2 separate regions of the Homo sapiens genome follow, and region 1 is linked to region 2. The links are chromatin loops, found by intact Hi-C in ENCODE. Cell type or tissue: GM12878. All regions are shown on one strand.

Region 1 (2,500 bases), 330 kb before region 2:
CCAGAAAGGGGAAGCTCTTTCTCTTCATTGGGTGTGCCTGCCTGCCCTTGTGAGGCGTTCCTGCCTTACCGTGGAAGTGGCCTGTCCTTTGAATGATTCGGGTCACTGAGTGAAAAGCTCCATGTGGCTGACGATGGAGAAGTTCCCCACAGAGCCTCTTTCAGAGGCTCTTTCAGTCTTTCAGTCCAGCAGTAGTTCCCTCCTGGGTGTCAGAGACTGAAGGAGGCATGAGAAGCCAGAGGCACATCCCAGCAGTGTGCCCCGCAAAGAATGGCCTCTTCTTTGTTTGAGGGCTGGTCATTCTGACTATGGACCTCACAATCACTGGAATCGGATGACAAAAGAATGTTGTCAAAGAACATTAATCATTGCATGGGTTGCAATTCGTGATTAGCTGGATTTGCATAAAAGAATGTAGAGGCCTTGAACCACAAAAGCGAAAATGTGTATCCAAGAAATAGTGGTGGCCATCATTCCAGTGAGAGCATGTTCATAACTCACTGCTGCAGAAGAAATGATCAAAAAGTGGTCCAGGGGCCCCGGGTTCTCTGTGTTAAAAATATTTCTCAAGAAAAACTGCATGTGTACCTTCAAAAATAAAGCTAATATTGAAATACCCTTTCTAATGGAATTATTTTTTTGATGCTCAAGAAGTCATGAATAATATTTAAAAAGCAGAAAACACACTTCTTTATAATCTTTGCAAATCCAGTTTAATGTTAAGCTCCCCTTAAGCTCTATTTACAAAGAATTGTACCAGTTTTCACCTTGATATGGTGGATTTACTTTCACTATGCAATTGGAAAATTGACTTTTGTACTCCTGAGGGTATTTTTAAAAGTAAATTGGATTTCTTAAGTTCATTATTTTTTAATAAAATGCATAGTTAATGGTATTAAACTTCTACACCTACTACATTTTATTCTTGTTTGAAGTATATGTGGGTTTGTGAACTGGCTTATAGGAAAGATCAATCGGAAAACACTTTAAAATTAGAATTCTTAGTATGCCAGGTTCACATTTTCCAGTAGGGGGCAAGAAAGTACTATATATGAAATCCAGAAATCACTTTCTTTTTCTGTACCTTTGCAAACAAATTAAGTTCCCGAATTGTGAAATGCTAAGTGTGATAGGAAAAAGGATATTCAAATCTATTAAATATAATCTCTTTCTTATGTCAGAGGGCTATTAAGCATGATATTTAACTGCTCAGTGAATCTCTCTGGGAGAGAGAAATGAATTTGGGAAAGGCCAAGAGAATGGGATGTGACACTTTGGCCAAAGTGTCTTGTCAGCACTCCAGCGCTGACTAGAACTCAGCCATGTTGCCCAACCTCCATGAATAACCCCCCAAAAGACCTCCCCAAACCAACCCCCCTCAAAACCATGACATGTTAATGCTTGGTATCTTATAAGACCCTTCACTTGTACTTGTTCACACACACATAGTCATTCAAGTGGCCCTAAGGAGCTGCTTTTAGTCTGTTAGAGACATAGACCACGCTACTTACTTCATTGATAATGAGCTCACACACACATTGACCAATGCAAGTGAGATAATCAATTACTCATAATTGATCCTAGCTGTGAACTTTTTGGTTATGGTTCAGGCACTCTGACATCATCTATATAGTTCTTCCAGAACAAATTTCTATATCCAACCTGGAGTTTCATACAGGACATTTTATTTTTTAAAGACTACTACTTCAAATGTATTTCCATGTTTGTTTTTCCTCTTTCCTAAGTCTGTAATTTTGATGGAGTGTTTTTTCCTTGACTCTAGTTTTTGTAGGGGAAATTGCCTATACAATCAAATCAATATGCCACATGATGCATTTGGTATAAATAAATATAGTAAAAATGTTTGGAAAATCCTCAATTGTGTGTGTCAAGTATGGTATTGGCAATCATTTTGGTATATCATAACATATCTTAAAGGAAACAGAATGCCATTTGTCATAACCTTACCATTTTCCTTGGTTTGTGTAATGCTTATTAGCTACAGAAGTCAATAGCTTCCACATGAACAGGTTATGTTTACTTGGTTACTTGAAAAACAGATGCCTGTTTGAACATAAACTGAGAGACTTAGGGGAAGACATTTAAGGTTCAATGATGTAAAGACTGTGCTAAAGTTGTCTGAATCAGGTAAATGGCTTCCCAAAAGACGGTGTTACATTTTATAATCTCTTTCTTGAGAATAAACTTGCTTTGTTTATAAGACATTGTATGATTTACATAGTCACTAAAATGGAATATTAAACTCAACTTCCTTTCAGAAGCAAATTCTTTTAGTGTGCTTGTTTCATTTGGATGGAAACTTAGGAGATCCAATTTAGGTAAAAAGGTGCTTGGCTTATTGAGTAATGGTAAATATCCCTGACTTCTTATGCAGCTTCTAAGAGCAGGCAGGGAACATTCAGACAAAGCAAAGGAGTAGTTTATGTGCATGTGGGGGTTTCTTAGATTTTTGTGGAAACTCAATTGTCTACTTTTGTCC
Region 2 (2,500 bases):
TGAAATGTGATCTGCCTTCTAAGAAACAGCAGGGACTTCTTTTGTCAAGGTTTTGTTAAGGTATGAGAAGCTTTCAGGTTACGCTAGCCCACACTGTGAAATACCCCTCCCTACTAATTCCACCAAACAAATGCTATTAGTTTAAGTCCTGCTACTTGTAAGCCCCCTACTTCCTGGTACCTACATCTATACTAGTTGGGGCCTGGCATGGTGGCTTACGCCTGTAATTCCAGCACTTTGGGAGGCCGAGGTGGGCAGATCAACTGAGGTTAGGAGTTCAAGCTCTGCCTGGCCAACATCGTGAAACCCCGTCTCTGCTAAAAATACAAAAATTAGCTGGGCATGGTGGCGAATGCCTATAGTCCTAGCTACTGGGGAGGCTGAGGCAGGAGAATCACTTGAACCCAGGAGGTGGAGGTTGCAGTGAGCTGAGATTGAGCCACTGCACTCCAGCCTGGGCAACAGAGCAAGACTATCTCAAAATAAATAAATAAATAAAATAAAAATTAAATAAATAAATACTAGTTGGGAGTAGGTTTGCCTGTGAGTATTAGTGATGGCAACAGCACACAACAAATTAAGAGGGGCTTAAACAAGACCTGTGTTTTTGTTCTTATGTTCAAAACGTCTGGTAATAATCTGGGTCATGGCTGGTATATTTCACCCTGCAGTCAGAAACTTAAGTACCATGTGTGAAGTGATGAGCTGGGAAACAAGCAAACAAAACTGTAGATTCCATAAGCAGCTATTGCAGCTGCAGAGCAGATACTGCCTTTTACTTTCAATAGGAGTTCTTCTCTAGCTACACCTGTGTCAGCATGGACATACGAAAATGACAAGAACACAAAATGTGTTAGGGGTTTATATTCAACTCTAGGTAATTTCTTTTATATTTATATTACAAAATTGATGATGTTTAAGAAAACAAAGTTGTAAATGGCTTTCACTTTATGTGTAGACATCATCATTACTTCTGTTGCTTAAGCCCATTTGGAGATTAAAAAAATAAATAAAGAGGAAATCTGGATTTCAACATCAGTGTGAGGCTCAGTTGTGAGAAACAAAGGTCATTTATAGAAAGCACTGTTTACATTTGATTGCCCATGGGAAACCTCTGAGCCAAACAAGGTAATGATTACACCAAATTGGATGTAATGATTACACCAAATGTTAATGCTTCTCGTTAGAATGGAAGGTTTCAGTTCAGGGTATCTGGAGGCCACTGAGAATTCTTTCTAAGTATGGCTACACAGTCTTTTCTGAAAGGACAAATTTGGAAGCAGCACTTTCAGACTTCCCTAGCATCAGTAAGTAGACACAAGCAGAGTTCAGCTTGAAGATGGAGATTAGTTAAGCGACACTAAAGGACAGACTAGGGAACAGAGAACCAAACAACAATGGAATGGGGAAAAGATTAGGTTTATACTGCTTGCTGAATTAGTACAGCCTAGCATGCTTGCCATGTTTTTTAACTATCATGTATTACCAGAACAGAAAATAAATTCAGAATATTAACTTTCGTTTTATCTGGTGGATTTAAAATCCAGAAATTCCATCTAGTGCAAAACACCAAGATAATACTAGATAAAATATAAAACTGCAAGAATATACAGGAAGTCTTCAAATTTCTCAAAATGAGAAAGCACTAATCCACAGAATTAAACTAGAGCTGAGGCTGGTGATGGTATGAGAAGTGAGCAAACTTGGCATCATTGTAGGAGATTTTTAACACTGTAATTTTTGTTTCAGTTAAATAAACTGGGTGTAGCACAGATTTAAATAACAGAATTAGTGCACTCTAGTGTTAGCAAATATTTGTTTCAAAGTACGCACAGAACCTCATGAAAATTGACCAAATTTTAGTAAAGATCAAAGAATAATTTTCGTATAAATCATTCATTCATTAACTAGAAATTGGTTCCAGAAGGCCTAGTTTAAAATCCTATATATTTAGACATTAGAAATAAGATACAACTGAACAAAAACTGTTCAAATATTGAAGTAAAAATATAGAACGCATCGTTATTTAACTTTATATGTGCACGTTTAGAGGTATACATATTTATTATCATTAGAAGACAATTTTCATGTGAGTTATTTTCTCATGTTCCCATCAAACCCTTCTGAATCTATATCATTACTTCCCTTTTGAAGATGAATAACCAGAAGTTCTTCAAAAAGTTAAGCCCTTCATCTAAGTTGACGCAACATTTAATATTGGGAAGAGGGTTTAAACCTTTCGGTTTTCCACCATTTTTTCTCTATTTTATACATGTCTTCTTACTTTCTCTCGTACTCAGAATCCCATTGTGTCTTTTTCTTTATCAATCTCAACTAGGCTTTGCTTTTGCAAATCTAAGCATTAAATTAGTTTGCTTGAAATATGCCTCCACATTCACATTCCCCCATCAGCAGCTGGTCATAGTAGGGAGAGTATTAGTCCCGAGACAAGGAGATCAAGTTCCAGTCCAGGCTCTGCTGGCTCTGTGACCAGGGACAA

What was found. Hi-C counts contacts between places; a loop is a spot of excess contacts. Peaks named below come from ENCODE experiments on the same cell type or tissue, not always from the same donor. Only the 100,000 strongest peaks of a DNase experiment are listed, where the experiment ranks them.
Region 1: a loop joins it to region 2, with 2.5 times the contacts of the local background. A loop is called at or near these places in 2 of 110 quality-filtered maps.

Annotation. Positions count from the first base shown.
Region 1 is chr13:103,187,860-103,190,359 of GRCh38, forward strand. No RefSeq gene overlaps it. Among named protein-coding and RNA genes, the nearest start is that of SLC10A2, 120 kb to the left of the region's middle. In GM12878, a CTCF peak has its summit at 1,032 (motif pointing right); no DNase peak of the experiment used is centred here.
Region 2 is chr13:103,516,500-103,518,999 of GRCh38, forward strand. No RefSeq gene overlaps it. Among named protein-coding and RNA genes, the nearest start is that of LINC01309, 93 kb to the left of the region's middle. In GM12878, no CTCF peak of the experiment used is centred here; a DNase peak (open chromatin) is centred at 1,162.